2 separate regions of the Homo sapiens genome follow, and region 1 is linked to region 2. Evidence: chromatin loops called from intact Hi-C (ENCODE). Cell type or tissue: heart right ventricle. All regions are shown on one strand. Links, peaks and the distances in the headings refer to the core of each region. The heading gives the core; the rest is flanking DNA.

The links. A loop is a pair of places that touch in the nucleus more often than their neighbours do. Peaks named below come from ENCODE experiments on the same cell type or tissue, not always from the same donor. Only the 100,000 strongest peaks of a DNase experiment are listed, where the experiment ranks them.
Region 1: a loop joins it to region 2, with 2.7 times the contacts of the local background. A loop is called at or near these places in 3 of 110 quality-filtered maps.

What each region holds. Positions count from the first base shown.
Region 1 is chr6:168,321,283-168,330,325 of GRCh38, forward strand. No RefSeq gene overlaps it. Among named protein-coding and RNA genes, the nearest start is that of DACT2, 6.0 kb to the left of the region's middle. RefSeq lists a silencer at 1,244-1,412. In heart right ventricle, for the core only: no CTCF peak of the experiment used is centred there; no DNase peak of the experiment used is centred there; H3K27ac peaks cover 1,210 bases; H3K27me3 peaks cover 3,602 bases.
Region 2 is chr6:168,139,831-168,148,873 of GRCh38, forward strand. No RefSeq gene overlaps it. Among named protein-coding and RNA genes, the nearest start is that of FRMD1, 65 kb to the left of the region's middle. In heart right ventricle, for the core only: no CTCF peak of the experiment used is centred there; no DNase peak of the experiment used is centred there; H3K27me3 peaks cover 1,323 bases.

The DNA.
Region 1 (9,043 bases), core at 714-8,713, 180 kb after region 2:
TTTCATGTTCTTGATAGTGTCCTTTGCAGCAAAAAATGTTTGTAATTTTGGTGAATTCCAGTGTATCTACTTTGTTGTTGTTCCTTATGCTTTGGGTGATCTAACAGAGCATTGTCTAATCCAAAGACAAAGTTTACAGCTATGATTTCTAAGATTTTGCTGTAGACTTAGCACTTACATTTAAGCCTTTGTTCTATTTTGCATTAATTTCTGTATATGGTGTGAGGTAGGGGCCCCTTCTTTTACATACCCAGTTGTCCTAGTACCATTTGTTGAAAAAACAATTCTTTCCCTGTTGAATTGTCTTGGGACCCTTGTTGAAAATCAGTTGATCCAGAAATCAGTTTCTGGTTTCTCAGTTCTGTTGCGTTGCAATATATGTCTATTCTTATGCCAGTACCACACTGTTTCAATCATTGTAGCCTTGTAATAAGTTTTGAAGTCAGGAAATGTGAGTCCTCCAATTTTTTCTTTTCCAAGATTGTTTTGGCTGATCTGTGTCTTTTGATTCTTTTTTCTTCTTCTTCTTCTTCTTCTTCTTCTTCTTCTTCTTCCTCTTCCTCTTCCTCTTCCTCTTCCTCTCCTTCTCCTTCTCCTTCTCCTTCTCCTTCTCCTTCTCCTTCTCCTTCTCCTTCTCCTTCTCCTTCTTCTTCTTCTTCTTCTTCTTCTTCCTCCTCCTTTTTGAGACAGGGCCTTACTCTGTTGCCCAGGCTGGAGTGCAGTGGTGCGATCTTGGCTCACTGCAACCTCCATCTCCTGGGCTCAAGCAATTCTCCTGCCTCAGCCTCCCAAGTAGCTGTGATTACAGGTACATGCCACCACGCCTGGCTAATTTTTGTATTTTTAGTAGAGATGGGGCTTGGCCATGTTGGCCAGGCTGGTCTCTAACTCCTGACCTCAGGTGATCCGCCTGCCTGGCCTCCCAAATTACAGGTGTGAGCTGCTACTCCTGGCCCGTGTCTTTTGATTTCTATATGAATTTTAGTATCAGCTTGTCAATTTCAGCAAAGAAGTCATCTGGGATTTGGATGGGAATTGCAACTAAATTTGTTTACCTATTGCAGGTATTGCTACCTTAAGATTAAATCTTCTGAACCATAAACATAGGATGTCTTTCCACTTATTTAGGTCTTCATTAATTTCTTTCGACAGTGCTTTGTAGTTTTCAGCATAGAAGTCTTGTACTTGCTTAATTTATTTCTAAGTATTTTATTATTTTTGACACAATTGTACATGGAATTGTTTTCTAGTTTTATTTTCAGAACATTCATTGTTAGTGTATAAAAATTAAATATTGATTGGAAGGCCAGGCATAGTGGCACACACCTGTAATCCCAGCACTTTGGGAGGCAGAGGCACGTGGATCATTTGAGCTGAGGCATTCCAGAGCAGCCTGGGTAACATGGCAAAACCCTGCCTCTACCAAAAATACAAAAATAGCCAGGGTATGGTGGCATGCACCTGTAGTTTCAGCTACTCAGGAGGGAGGCTGAGGCTAGAGGATCCATTGAACCCAGGAGGTCATGGTTACAGTGAGCTGTGTTTGCACCACTGAACTCCAGCCAGACAACAGAGTGAGACCCTGTCTCAAAAAGAAAAAAAAAGATTCTTGTATATTGATTCCTACAACTCTGCTGAACTTGTTTATTAGTTCTAATAGTTGTGTGTGTGTGTGGGTGTGTGTGTGTGCATGTGAATTTATTTGTACTTTCTACCTAGAAGCTCATGTCATCTGGAAATAGAGACAGTTTTACTGCTTTCTTTCCAGGATGGGTACCTTTTACTTCTTTTACCTGCCAAGTTGTTCTGGCTACAACATCTAACACCATGTTGAACAGAAAGGGCCAAAGAAAACATTCAGTCTTTCCTGTTAAGTATGACGTCAGCTGTGGGTTTGTCTTAGATGCCTTTTAAAGATAGAGAGAGATGAAGATAGTGACAGAGAGAGAGACAGACTGGAGGTGAGCCCTTTATCAGTTATGTCTTCTCCCTGTATGTGAGCTCTCTGAATCGTGTCCTTTGGTAAACAGAAGGTCTTAATTTTTACATAGTCTTATTTATTATTAATCTTTTTGTGCCCTTTTGAAGAAATGTTTACTCACCCAGGTTATTGAAGACATTACCTAATGCTGTCTTCTAGAAACCTTATCATTTTGCCTTTCTTATCTAGATCTATAATCCACCCAGAATGGCTTTTCATGTGCTGTATTTGGAGGAGGTGTCACAATTTACTTGTTTTTAAGCACATATTCCAGTGCAATATTTATTGAAAAATCTTGTCCTTTTTGAACTCTTGCATGTTGCCGCCACCTTTGTCCTGAGTAAAATATCTGTGTGTTTTCCGGAATGTTCTGGGTCTTAGTCTCCATGTGGCTAGTGCATCTGTCTGTTCTTGCACTTGTCATAATTGTTTTGTCTTTAAAAGAAATGCTGATATTTTGTAGAGCAAGTTCTCCCACCATATTTTTCAAGGGTGTCTTGAATATCTTTGGTACTTTGCTATATTACATAAAATTTAGAATCAGCAAGGAAATAAATACCAGAAGTCTACTGTATTTTGATAAGACTCCATTGACTCTGTAGTCCATCCGGGGAGAAATTACATCTTTACAATCTTGAACATTCTATTACTAATCCACAGACAAGGAATACCCCTTTATTTATAAAAGTTTTCTTCTTTTTCTTAATACTTTTAGGTTCAGGATACATAGGCAGATTTGTTGTATAGGTGAATTGCATGCCACAGGGATTTGGCATACAGATTATTTTGTCACCCGGGTAATAAGCATAGCACTGGATATATAGTTTTTCCTTCCTCACCCTTCTCCCACCCTCTACTCTCAAATCGGCCTTGGGGCCTGTTGTCTTCTTTATGTGCGCGTGTATCTGATGTTTAGCTCTCACTTGTAAGTGAGAACATGTGGTATTTGGTTTTCTGTTCCTGTATGAGTTCACTTAGGATAATGGCCTCCAGCTCTGTCCATGTTGCTGCAAAGGACATGATCTAGTTCTTTTTTATGTCTGCGTAGTGTTTCATGGTATGTATGTACATAGACGTTTCTTTTAATATCTCTAATTATTATTTTATAATTTTCTGTATAGAAAGATGTGGCAGTCTTGTAGAACTCTCATTAGATTTGTCCCTACTTTCTTCTCCTTCTCCTTCTCCTTCTTCTTCTTTTCTGATGCTATTGTTACCAGAAAAGCAGTCTTGATTCAGACCCCAAGAGAGAGTTCTTGGATCCCATGCAGGAAGGAATTCAAGGTGAGTGGCAGAGTGCAGTGAAAGAAGCAAGTTTCTTAGATACTACTCCATTGCAGAGTTTGAGTTTGATGTCCTCATACAGCAAGTGGAGGAATTCACCTCTTCATTTTAAGTTTTTCTGATATAGGGTCTTGCTATGTAAAGTCTATGCTAAGCTGTGACTATATGTGGGTGGGCTGACAGCAGGACAGAATTATTCTGTTGATTTAAAGAAAACTATTCTTGACATTTCAGTATGTAAGTACGTCGGAGCATTACTATAATTATCTTGAAGGCATATGTTGTTACAGGTATTGGGACACCTGGACTTTCTGTTGTGGTAGGAGTTTGTCTTGCAGGCATGACCGAGCTGTTTCCTTAGCTGTAAACATCTTAGGACCGTGAGGCAGGATGGCAGTTGGTTTTAAAATGGCGTTACACTGGCTCTCCTGGGCTCCTGATTCCCTAATGCTATTGCCAGTTACCTTTTAAAAATTCATTTTATTTTGGTTGATGATAGATAAAAATACCAACAAAGAATCTAACAACTTTGCTAAACTCATTTTTTCATTTGAATCATTTATCTAGAGATTCTTTGGGATTTTTTTCCATATACATTCATATCATCTGAGATTAATGGCAGTTTTATGTCTTTATTTCTGACCCTTAAATCTTTTATTCATTTTTCTTGCTTTATTTTAGTGGCTAGCGCCCCAAAGAGAATGTTGAATGGTGATGCTATCATGCTTCCTTTTCCATGTGTCACTTTCAAGGACAGTGGGAAGCTTTTCAATATTTCATCACTGAGACGATGGTGTGTGTGCTTTGAAGATGCCCTTTATGAGATTAATAAAATAATCATCTGTTCCTAGAATGATGTTGAATTTTATCAAAGGTATTTTCTAAGATATTGAGGGAATTAAAATATTTTTCTCCTTTTTTCCCTATTTATTTCATAAATTATGCTGATTGATTTGCAAATATAAAGCCAACCCTGCATTTCTGGAATAAATCAACCTGGTTATGACATATTGTCCCACTTATATATTGCTAGATTTAGTTGGGTAGTATTTGGTTTTAAAGTTTTGCATCTATATTCCCAAGGAGATTAGCTCATAATTCTCCTTTCTTGTCTTTTTCAAGTTTTCGGAATCAATAGTATGCTGACCTCATAGAGTGAAAGCATTCCCTCTTTTGATAGTCTATGCGAAGATGTGTGTAAGCCCCATGCCGTTTTATTCTTAAATATTTGGCAGAATTTGTTAATGAAGCCATCTCTACCTGGGATTTTTGTGTGTGAAAATTTTAATTTTGAATACAAGCTTTTAAATAGTTGTTTGATTATTCAGACTTTTTATTTTTTCATGTCAGTTTGTTGCAGATGTATTATTCCATAGGGTTTTCTTCCTTTTGTCCATGTTTTCAAGTGTGCTGGCGTCATGACCTGAGCTAGTATCTTCAGATGTCTTGTAATCTGCCGTGATACCTCCTCACATTTTTTCTATCATTGGTTATTTGTGCTCTCTCTACATTTTGGCAACGGTTTCACAGTTTTATCAGTTTCTCAGAGAAAGAGCTATTGGCTTTGGTGGTCCTCTCTGTTGGTGTCTGCTTTCTAACTCATCCACGCGTGCTGTTTTCCTTCTCAACTTCCTTCTGCCTATTTTCTGTGGGCGTGCTTCACTGGATTATTTCCTCTAATGTCTTAAAATGAGTTTTTGGCTTGCTGGCTTCTCTCTCCCTTATCGGCATAGCTCAGCCCTCATTGGTGGTCGTCAGGAGCTTGTTACTGGGTAAATATTGGGTCCTCTGTATCTTAGATTGTGTCATAGCATTGACTTGGAGGAGAACCGTGGGACCACTGCCTGCATGAACTGTGTCTCCTTCAGAGCTGTCTGGGGTAAAGGATGTAACTAGCTCTGTTAGCGTAGCCTCCAGAGGAAAGGCACTGATGCAATCTCAGTTTGAGTCCTAGAATGTGAGCTTGGTCAGGAATTCCAGTGATTGCATAGTCCTTTGTTCTGCCGTTGTCCCCTGTTCAGAAGGTCACAGGCAAAAAAACAGGTCTGGAAAAGTTAGACTTGGTTTATTTGTCTCAATCGTACTCTCCCCTTTTGTCATATAAATTTATGTTGATTGTAGGATGTGCTGGATTTTTTGCACTCTCTCTCCTTTTCTCTCTCTCTCTCACACACACAAGATGACATGCACTATCACAGGTGCCTCTGAGAAAGAGTTTGGGCTCAGGGAACATTTTTGAGGCCTCCACAAGGAGGACTAAGGGTCTTCACACTGATTTGTAGGAAGGTCCCACCTCACTTCCAGATTGTGGCAATTTTACAATTTTACCAGCTTTCCGACTCCTTCACCCCACCTCCTGTTTCACTGGTCCTACCATTTACTTACCATAAACTTGGAATCTTTGCCCATTTTATCAGAGCTTTGTTTTTCTCTCCCTACAACGATAAAGAATCCCTCTTGGTGAAGGGAGGTCGGATTTTTCCTCTTCACGACTTCAACTGATTGGATGAGGGCCTCCCACATCAGGGAGGACAATTTGCTTTACTCAGAGTCCACCGATGTAAATGTTAATCTTATCTGAAAACGCCCTCACAGAAACATCCGGAATAACATTGGACCAAATGCCTGTGGCTCAGCAGGCATTAGGTTGACACATAAAATTAATCATCACACTCAGCATTTGGTAAACTTCAACATGAAAGGAGCTTTGTTCTTTGACTCTAGAAAAATTCTTCTCTATTTCTTTGATAATTTCTCCTTTTTATTTATCTCTTCTGTCTCCTTATTGCAACATTTTAATTCTCGTTTGGACTTCCATGATTAAGCCTTTCTGATTTTATTTTTTCTGTCATATTTCCTATCTTACTTTTTGTTTTTGAATATTTTGTTCAATTTTGGCTTCCAGCACTTCTATTATTTTATTGATCATATTTTTAATTTTTAATAGGTCTTTGTTAGCCTCTGGGTCACGTTCATATTTTACAATTTTTTATTTTCTGGATGCAATCGCTTCTTGAATCTCTCTCTGAATACTAATTTTGTTTGTATTTTCTAAATTACCCATGTTGTGTGATGTCTGCTTTTCTGTTTCTCTACCTTTGACTTTCTTTTCAAGGCTCACATAGTTAGGCGTGCGTCTCCTTCTCATGTCCCTCTTAAACTCCACAGAGGTGACAGCAAGTCCAGCTCTGAGGGACAGGCCTTCTCCCCTCCTTTTCTTTGATCATCATCAGAGGTTCCTAAAGTACACAATTTAGTCAATTACTACGTATCGCATAACCGTTACAGTTATAATTTGGAATACTACATAGCAATGAAGAAAATGTTTATAAGATGCCAAGTGCCAGGAAGAAGAAACCGCATGTAAAATTGTAACTACATTATGACTATAAGTACATGTAAAGCGTGCATGCCTGTCAGCAGGGTCCATTTAGAGGCATAAGAGAATTGAAACATTTTTTTTTGTAAGTTTACTGTGGCTGTGGGTCACTTTCTCTATTGAGTTAAGTTACTTTCTTGTTGATCAATTTACTTGTGCAGTAAGCCAACATTAATACACACACGATTTATCAAATTAGAAAACTTCCTTCTCCCCAATCAGATTGGCAGAGATCAAAAAGAATAACCATAATAATAACACTCATTGCTAGGGAGGAAATGTACCCTCTTGCAACAGACTGCTAGTGGGACTGCAAATCAGGAGAAAATTCCTAGAGGGCAATTCCGCAGAACGGTCAAAAGCCTTAAAATGAACATGCTCCATGATTCACTTCTAGCAATGTATTCTAAAGAACCAATCAGCGGAACATTCTAAGATGACTCTATAAGGCTGCTTATTTGAACACTCTTTATAACTGCAAAATTTGGAAGCAATCTATGTAAGTACTTGGTTGAATAAATCATGATATATATGTAGAATAAATGAGATTATTAAAACTGGTGCTCCAGAGAGTGATTTTTGGTCTTTAACCACTGTTTATAAGGATACAACGTCATTAAATAAATAAATAAATAAACATTACTGTTGGTTAAATATTAGCCATTAAACACCTGATATGTTTAGGCTTTGTGGCCCCACCCAAACCTCATCTTGACTTGTAATCCCCAGGTGTTGGTGGGAGGTGATTGGATCATGGGGTTTCCCCCATGCTGTTTTCATGATAGTGAGTGGGTTCTCACAAGAGCTGATGGTTTTATAAGTGGCTGGAAGTTCCTTCATTAACTCTTCTCTCCCCTGCCACCTTGTGAAGAAAGGGCTGCTTCCCCTTCCATCATGATCGTAAGTTTCCTGAGGCCTCCCCAGCCATGTGGAACTGTGAGTCAATTAAATCTCTTTTGTTTATAAATTACCCAGTCTTGGGTAGTATCTTTATAGCAGTGTAAAAACAGACTAATACCACATCAATAGCAAACTTCTTGAAAATACCGAGCTCCAACTAAGCAGTGTGCTATGGACTGGAATCGTCCAATGACCTCTCAGCCCTGGGTCACCAGGAGCCCTTGTTCTGCCTGCTCCACTGCAGGGATCCCCAACAGGCCCTCCTGCTCCTGTGCTTTCCCCAACATGGCCTGTTTTGAACACAACAGTGGGTGTCAGACCTTGTCACTTCTCTGCTCAAAACCCTGGCATGGCCCCCAGCTTCACGCAGAGAAAAGCTGTAGGTTATGATGGCCCTTGAGACCCTCTTCCTTCGGACCCCTTCTCCTCCCCTTGTCTCATCTCACTCCCTGCATCTGCTGTTTCTCAGATGCCCGAGACCTTTGCACATGCTGTGCCCTCTTCTGGGAGGGCTCCCGTCCACCCTGCAGCCTTCTGAGCCCTCCCTCCATGCTGTGCCCTCTCACCTCCATGCTGTGCCCTCTCACCTCCATAATGTGCCCTCTTCCGGGAGGGCTCCCATCCACCCTGCAGCTTCCTGAGCCCTCCCTCCATGCTGTGCCCTCTCACCTCCATGCTGTGCCCTCTTCTGGGAGGGCTCCCATCCACTCTGTGCCTCCTGAGCCCTCCCTCCATGCGGTACCCTCTCACCTCCATGCTGTGCCCTATCACCTCCATGCTGTGCCCTCTTCTGGGAGAGCTCCTGTCCACCCTGCAGCCTCCTGAGCCCTCCCTCCATGCTGTGCTCTCTCACTTCCATGCTGTGCCCTCTTCTGGGAGGGCTCCCGTCCACCCTGCAGCCTCCTGAGCCCTCCCTCCATGCTGTGCCCTCTCAGCTCCATGCTGTGCCCTCTTCTGGGAGGGTTCCCGTCCACTCTGCAGCCTCCTGAGCCCTCACCTGCACTGTTGTTTTCACAGCACATTATCTCCTCGCATACTTCATAGTTTGCCTTTTTAAAATGATGATTACTCCTTGTTTGTCCTTCCCCACTAGACTGTAAGAGTGGTGCGATTAGAGACCTTTAGTTTTTTTACTGGTGTATTTTAGACACTTAGAACAATATACCTGGTTTGAGGTAGCTGTCTAGTAATACTTGCTGCATAAAGACATGGTAATTGGTTCGTCATTGAGCTCAAAGAACAATTAAAAACTGCACCGTGGTCTTTTAAATCATCTCCTGTGTTGCATAATTTTTTAAATATTATGAAGTGTTTTTATTACAAAATAATATACAATATGCAATAGATATTAAGGAAAATTTGATGTCTTCTCTCCGTCGTCCTTGAGTCAAGTCTTCCTTACATATTTTATTGTGTAGTCTTTCACAAATCTATCTCTCTCTCTATCTACCTATTATCTATCACTTCTGTACTCACACTATACACTCATACTGTACATA
Region 2 (9,043 bases), core at 778-8,777:
TACATGGCCTCAAAGCTCGGAATAATTCTCAAGTCTCATATTCTCCATTATTTTCTTTCAAACATTGGGTTCTCTCCTGGAATATAGGACACTTGTTTTTATTTTTTATTTTTTAATGATTGTGGGTACATGGTAGGTATATATATTTATGGGTTACGTGAAATATTTTGATACAGGCATGCAATGTGTAATAATCACATCAGGGTAAATGAGGGTATCCATTCTCTCAAGCATTTATCCTTTGTATTACAAACAATCCAATTATACTCCTTTAATTATTTTTAAATGTACAATTAAATTATTATTGACTATAGTCACTTGTTGTGCTAGCAAATACTAGGCCTTATTCACTCTTCCTATTTTTTGTACCAATTAACCATCCCAACTCCCCCTGCCCCACCACCCCACCCTCTCACTACTGTTCTCAGCCTCTGGTAACCATCCTTCTACTCTCCATGAGTTCAATTGCTTCAGTTTTTAGCTCCCACAGATAAGTGGAAACAGGTGAAGTTTGTGTTTCTGTGCCTGGCTTATTTCACTTAAAAATGACTTGCAGTTCCATCCATTGTTGCAAATGACAGGATCTCATTCTTTTTTAAGGCTGAATAGTACTCCATAGTGTATATGTACCATGTTTTCTTTATTCATTCATTTGCTGATGGACAACTTGATTACTTCTCAATGTTGGCTATTGTGAATAGTGCTGCCATAAACATGGGAGCTGAGATATCTTTTCGATATGCGGATTTCCTTTGTTTTGGGTATTTCCTTTGTTTTGGGTATATACCTAGGAGTGGGACTGCTGGATCCTATGGCAGCTCTATTTTTAGTTTTTTGAGGCAATTCCAAATTATTCTCCAAAGTAGTTGTACTAATTTACTTTCCCACCAACAGTGAAAAAGGGTTCAATTTTCTTCACATCCTCATCAGCATTTGTTATTGCCTGTCTTTTGGATAAAAGCCATTTTAACTGGGGTGAGATGGTATCTCATTGTAGTTTTACTGCATTTCTCTGATGATCAATGATGTTGATTGAGCACCTTTTGATATGCCTGTTTGTCATTCATATGTCTTCTTTTCTATGTCTACTCAGATCTTTAGCCCACTTTTTAATAGAATTTTTAGATTATTTCCTATAGAGTTGTTTGAACTCCTTATACATTCTGGCTATTAATCCCTTATCAGGTGGGTAGTTTGAAAATCTTTTCTTCCATTCTGTGGGTTGTCTCTCTGTTGATTGTTTCCTTTGCTGCATAAAAGCTTTTTAACTTGATGTGATCCCATTTGTCCATTTTTGCTTTGGTTACCCTTGCTGTGGGGTATTACTCAAGAATTTTTTGCCCAGACCAATGTCCTGGAGAATTTCCCCAAGGTTTTATTTTAGTAATTTCATCGTTTGAGGTCTTAGATTTAAGCCTTTAATTCATTTTGATTTTTTTTTTTTGCATATGGTGAGAGATAGGGGTCTAGTTTCATTCTTCTGCATGTGGATATCCAGTTTTCCCAGCACCAATTATTGAAGAGAATGTCTTTTCTCCAATGTATGTTCTTGGCACCTTTGTCAAAAATGAGTTCCTTGTAGGTGTGTGGATTTGTTTCTGGGTTCTGTATTCTTTTCTGATGGTCTATGTATCTATTTTTATGCCAGTACCATTCTGATTACCACAGTCCTATCATATAATTTGAAGTCAGGTAATGTAATTCCTTCAGTTTTGTTCTTTTTACTTAGGATAGCTCAGGCTGTTCTGGGTCTCTTGTGATTCCATATAAATTTTAGGTTTTTTTCTATTTCTGTGAAGAATGTCATTGATACTTTGATAGGGATTGCACTGAACCTGTAGATTGCTTTGGGTAGTATACATATTTTAACCATATTGATTCTTCCAATCCATGAACATGAAATAGCCTTCAATTTTGTGTGTCCCCTTCAGTTTCTTCCGTGAATGTTTTATAGTTTTCATTGTAGAGATCTTTCACTTCTTTAGTTAATCCCTAGGATTTAAATTTTATTTGTAGCTATTATAAACAGGATTGCTTTCTTGATTTATATTTCAGATTATTCTGTTAGCATATAGAAATTCTACTGATTTTTGTATGTTGATTTTGTTGTATCCTGCAACTTTACTGAATTTCTTGATCAGTTCTAATAGTTTTTGGGTGGAGTTCTTTTTCCTTACAAATATAAGGTCATATCATCTGCAAACAAGGATAATTTGACTTCTTCCTTTCCAATTTTGATGTTCTTTATTTTTTTCTCTTGTCTGATTGCTCCAGCTAGGACTTACAGTACTATGTGGAGTAACAGTAGTGAAAGTGGGCATCCTTTCCGTGACCTAGATCTTAGAGGAAAGGCTTTCAGTTTTTCCCCAATCAGTATGATGCTACCTGTGGATCTGTTGTATACGGTTTTTGTTATGTTGAGGTATATTTCTTCTATACCTAATTTCTTAAGGGTTTTTATCATGAAGAGAAGTTGAATTATATCAAATTCTTTTTCAGCATCAATTGAAATGATCATACGGTTTTTATCCTTCTTTCTGTTGATCTGATGTATCACATTGATTGATTTTCATATGCTAAACCATTCTTGCATCCCTGGGATAAATCCCAATTGGTCATGATGAATGATCTTTTTAATGTGTTGTTGAATTTGGTTTGCTAATATTTCGTTGAGGATTTTTGCATAAATATTCATCAGTGATATTGGCCTGTAGATTTTTTTAAAATCTGTCTGTGTGGTTTTGGTATTAGGGTAATATTGGCCTCATATGATGAGTTTGGAAGTATTTCCTCCTTCTGTGCTTTTTGGAAATAGTTTGAGAAGGATTGGTATTAGTTCGTCTCTAAATGTTTGGTAGAATTCAGGAATGAAATAATCAGATCTTGGGCTTTTCTTCTCTGGGAGACTTTTTATTATGGCTTCAATCTCATTACTTGTTATTGGCTAGTTGAGCTTTTGGATTTCTTCATGGTTCAGTCTTGGTAGGTTGTATGTATCTAGGAGTTTATCCATTTCTTCTAGATTATCCAATTTATTGGCATATAGTTGCTCATAGTAGCCATTAATGATACTTTGAATTTCCATGGTATCAATTGTAATGTCTCATTTTTCATCTTTGATTTTTCTTATTTGGGTCTTCTCTCTCTTTTTCTTTGTGTGGTTAAAGGTTTGTCAATTTGTTTATCTTTTCAAAGACCCACCTTTTAGTTTCATTGATCTTTTGCCTTGTTTTTTTCATTTGAATTTCATTTATTTCTGCTCTGATCTTCATTATTTCTTTTCTACTAACTCTGGGTTTGGTTTGCTCTTGCGTTTCTAGTTTTTAAGGTGCATTGTTAGGTTATTTATATGAAAGTTTTCTTCTTCTTTGATGTAGACACTTATAGCTATAAACTTCCCTGTTAGTATTGCTTTTGCTGTTTCCCAAAGGTTTTGGCATATTGGGTTTCCATTATCATTTGTTTCAAGGAATGAATTATTGAATTTCCTTCTTACCTCTTTATTGACTCCCTGGTCATTCAGAAGCATATGGTGTTTGTATAATTTCCATGTGTTTGTATAGTTTCCCAAGTTCCTCTTGTATTGATTTCTATTTTTTTTTGTCCATTATCATCAGAGAGAAGATGCTTGATATTATTTCCTTTTTTATTAATGTTTTAAGACTTGTTTTGTGACCTAACACATGATCTATCCTTGAGACTGATCCATGTGTTGAGGAAAATAATGTGTATTCTGCAGCCTTTGGATGAAATGTTCTGTTAATATCTATTAGATCTATTTGGTCTTTAGTGCAGATTAAGTCCAATGTTTTCTTTATTGATTTTCTGTCAGGAAGATCTATCCAATGATGGATGAGAGGTATTGAAGTCTCCAGGTATTATTGTATTGGGATCTATCTCTCTTTATCTCTAATAATATTTGCTTTATATATCTGGGTACTCCATAGTTGGGTGCCTATATATTTAAAATTATTATATTTTCTTGCTGAATTGACCCCTTTGTCATTATGTAATGACTTTCTTTGTCTCTTCTTATAGTTTTTGTCTCAAAATATACCCGGTATTTCATGTAAGTATAACTACTCTTGCTCTTTTTTGGTTTCCATTGACACAGAATATCTTTTTCCATCCATTTATTTTTAGTCTGTGTGTGTCTTTATAGGTGAAGTGTGTTTTTTTTTTTTCAGGCCACAGATCATCAGGTCTTGTTTTTGTTATCCATTCAGCCAATCTATGTCTTTTGATTGGAGAGTTTAATCCATTTCCATTTAATGTTATTATTGATAAGAAAGAGCTTACTCCTGCCATTTCATTGTTTTCTGTTTCATTTCTTTCTTGTTTTCTCCTCTGTAGTTTCTTTTCCTTCTTTCGTTCCTTCCTGTCTTCCTTTTAATGAAGGTGACTTTCTCTGGTGGTATAATTTAATTTCTTTCTTTTTATTTTTTGTGTATCTGTGGTATGTTTTTTGATTTGTGATTACCATGAGGCTTGATATCTTATAACCCATTATTTTAAGCCGATAACAACTTAGCACTGCTTTCATTAACAAACAAACTAACAAGCAAAAAGAAAGCTAATAAGAACTCCACACTTTAATCTTGTTCCCTACTTTTTAACTTTTCATTGTTTCTATTTATATCTTACTGTCTGGTCTATGTCTTGAAAAGTTGTTGTAGTTATGATTTTTGGTTGATCTATTTTTTAGTCTTTCTACTTAAGATGAGACCACAGTTACGGTGGTATAATATTCTGTGTTTTTCTGTTTACTTACTATTACCACTAAGTTTTGTACCTTCAGGTGATTTCTTATTGCTCATTAACATCCTTTTCTTTCTGATTGAATTATTCCCTTTAGTATGTCTTGTAGGACAGGTCTGGTATTAATGAAATCCCTCAGCTTTTGTTTGTCTGGGAAAGTCTTTATTTCTCCTTCACGTTTAGAGGACGTTTTTGCTGGACATACTGTTCTAAGGTAGAATCTTTTTCTTTCAGCATTTTAAATATGTCATGCCACTCTCTCCTGGCCTGTAAGGTTTCCACTAAAAAGTCTGCTGCCAGATGCATTGGAGCTCCATTGTATGTTATTTGTTTCTTTTCTCTGCTGCTTTTAGGGTCCTTTCTTTATCCTTGACCTTGGAGAGTTTGATTCTTAAATGCCTTGAGGTAGTCTTTAGGTTAAATCTGGTTAGTGTTCTATAACTTTCTTGTATTTGGACATTGATATCTTTCTCTAGGTCTAGGAATTTCTCTGTTATTATCTCTTTGAATAAACTTTCTACTCCTGTCTCTTTCTTTACCTCCTCTTTAAGGCCAACGACTCTTAGATGTTCTCTTTTGAGGCTATTTTCTAAATCTTGTAGGCATGCTTCATTCTTCTTTGTTCTTTTATTTGGTTTCCTCTGACTGTGTATTTTCAAATAGTCTGCTTCAAGCTCACTAATTCTTTCTTCTGGTTGATTGATTCTGCTGTAAAGAGACTCTGACACATTCTTCAGTATGTCAATTGAATTTTTCAACTCCAGATTTTCTGCTTGAATCTTTTTAATAATTTTAGTTATTTCAATCCCTTTGCTAAATTTGCCTGATAGAATTATGAGTTCCTTCTCTGTGTTATCTCAAATTTCTTTGAGTTTCCTCAAAACAGCTATTTTGAATTCTTTCTCTAAAAGGTCACATATCTGTTTCTCCGGAATAGGTCCCTGGTGGCTTATTTAGTTTGTTTGGTGAGGTCACGTTTTCTTGGATGGTCTTGATGCCTGTGAACGTTCATTGGTGTCTGGGCATTGAAGAGATAGGTATTTATTATAGACTTTGTTGTCTAGAGACAACAAAGGTACTGCCTTTGTGGTCTTGGATAAGATCTGGAAGAACTCTCTGGTTACCAGGGCAGAGACTCTTATTCTCTTCTCTTACTTTCTCCCAAACAAATGGAGTCTCTCTGTCTCTGTGCTGAGGCACCTGGAGCTGGGAGGAGGGTGACACAAGCACCCCTATGGCTACCACCACTGGGACGGCACTGGGTCAGACCTTAAGCCAGCACAGCACTGGGTTTTGCCCAAGGCCTGTTATAACCACTATCTGGCTACTGCCTATGTTTGCTCAAGGTCTTACGGCTCTGCAATCGGCAGGTGGTGAAGCCAGGCAGGCTTGTGTCCTTCCCTTCAGGGCAATGAGTTCTCCCAGGCCCCGGGCAGATCCAGAGATGCTATCCAGGAGCCAGGGATTGGAACAGAAAACCTTAGAAGTCTACCTGGCGTTGTATTCTGCCGTGGCTGAGCTGACACTCAGAACACAAGATGCAGTTCTTCCCCCTCTTCTTTGCCCTTTCTGCAGGGAGAGAAACTGCATCCTATGGCCACCACGACCACAGACCCACGGGAATACTGCCAGGCCGCTGCCAGTGCTCCCTTCAAGCCCAGGAACTCTTCAGTCAGCTTGTGGTGAATGCTGCCTGGCCTGGCACTCACCCTTTCAGGCAGGGGGCTCCCCTCTGGCCCAGGACAGGTCCAGAAATGCTGCCTGAGAGCCAAGGCCTGGAATTGAGACCCCAAGAGCCCGCTTGGTGCTCTGTCCCACTGTGGCTGAGCTGGGACCTAAGGTGCAAGACAAAGTCCCCTTTATTTTTTCTCTGTTTTTCTCAAGCAGAAGGAGTCTTGCCCTGTAGCCACCACAGCTGGGAATGTGCCAGGTCACACCTGAAGCCAGCACGTCTCTGAGTCTCACCCAAGGCCTGAAACTCCTGGGTATCTCTACCGCTCCTTCAGGGCCCAACGGCTCCTCTGTCAGTAGGTAATGGCTCCTACTTGGACCACGTCCTTCAACAGGGCACTTGTTGTTTTTTTTTTGTTTTGTTTTTTATCCTAAGACAGGGTCTTGCTCTGTTGCCCAGGCTGGAGTGCAGTGGCATGATCTTGGCTCACTACAACCTCCACCTCCCAGGTTCAAGCAACTCTCCTGCCTCAGGGCGGTGCTCTTGTGCTGAGACAGCTCTGGAAAGTGTGGAGTTTCCAGCTGGGCTGGGGCTTTTGCCCAACATGATCAGGCTGAGCTGGAGCAGCCTTGATCTCAGATGTGGGTCTATTCAAGGGCAGGTTCACCACGGTGCCAAGGAAAGATGCCTGAGGACACCTGAGTGGCCTCATTCTACACCTTCCTGATGGCAGTGGCCTCATTCTGCACCTCCTGATGGCAGTGGCCTCATTCTGCACCTTCCTGACGGCAGTGGCCTCATTCTGCACCTTCCTGACAGCAATGCAGCCCCCAACGGTGATCCATTTTTTCTGAATATGCAAAAAATATCAACTCCATAAAAGACTCGTGTCTAGTTAATAATCCAAACAGGATTGAGAAGTCCTGCTTTGGAAATGAGAAGAGAGGAAGTGTCCCCAGGGCTTCGGTCCTGGCAGGCATATCCATTATGGCTCCACTCGCTAAATGAACAGCCTGGCTCACAGCAGGCCCTAGACCATCCTAAACCCTTCCATTAATCAAATTGCTTGGATTAAATAGAACAGCAAAGCAGTGATCTTGAGAATGATCTAATAATATTGTGATTGCTTTGAAGATTAAGTGAAAATATCAAAGGAGGTTAACCTAATCTCCTTCCCACCCCAAATGTAAATATACAGTATTGGATTCCCACTGAGAACTGGGAACCTTTTGGGAGGTGGCTCCACTAATCACTCTTCCTGTGACAATCTAGAGAGCCTAATTAAAGATTCTAGGGGCTGGAGAACATTGGCTCTTGGGAACATGTGGGCAGCAGGAAACTGAGCTCTTTTGGAGTGGCTGTGATGGGCGTTCCCAGGCAGGACTGCCCACTTTCTCTGGGTGGACTGGATGGAAGCTTTGATAACCGCATGTGAAAAGCACTGCATCTATTTTTCTTCCTCTATACATTTTCTACCAGAGGTTCACGCAGACTCAGGGAGGTGGTTTCTATCGTGGAAGATCAGGTTTCCCAAATGGTGTGCAGAATATCCGGGACTCATTCTTCCAATCCTGCCTCATACAGACTGAGAACTTCTAATTCAAAATGCTTGGGACCAGAAGTGTTTCAGATTTCAGAGTTTTTTCAGACTTTTGAAATATTTGCATATACATAGTAAAATATCTTGAGGGTCCAGCACAAGTCTAAACATGAAATTCATGCATGCTTCATGTACGCCGTGTACACATAGCCCAAATGCATGCTTCATGTACACCTTATACACATAGCCTAGAGGTAAATTTATACATTTTACATCATTTGAGACATAAAACAAAATTCATGTACATCAAACCATCAGGAAGCAAAGGTGCCACTATCTCAGCCACATATACGGATAAGCTGGGAATATTTCACATCACCATCTCTCCTGGCTCTGAATTTATCTGCTACCAATAAGCAGTCCTTTCCTCACGCTTACTTACACAGAGTACGTGACAGTAAGGAACACTCCATCCCATTAAAACAGTGAAGAGTAACGAGTCCAGGGTTAGTAGCAGCATGGTGGCATCAGCCATCAGACAGCAGCTGCAGGGAACAGCGGCATCTTCAGTATCCACCAACAGTGCTGGGCTTGGTTAAAAGGTGACCATACGCTGGAGCCCCCTTGCTGAATAAACGGTGTGTTTTGCACCTGTGTTTTGACTGTGACCTGTCACATGAAGACAATGCAGAATTCTTTGCTTGTGGCGGCATATCTGTGCTACAAAATTTTGGGATTTTGAGCATTTCGGATTTTGAATTTTCAGGATGCTCAGCCTGTGGTAGACACTAAACTAATATTTGTCATGTTGAACACGCATGTGGTGAGTGCCGACTGCATCTGAAGCACATGCACAGACCACATGTGAAGTCTTGCCGACTTCAGAGTTCAGGAGCCTAGCAAGAGGTGAGAGAAACACAAACAACATAAGTCAAAAGTGACGTGATACGAGGTCAGGAGTTTGAGACCAGCCTGGCCAACATGGAGAAACCCCGTCTCCACTAAAAATAGAAAAATACAAAAATTAGCTGGGTGTGGTGACACATGCCTGTAGTCCCAGCTACTCAGGAGGC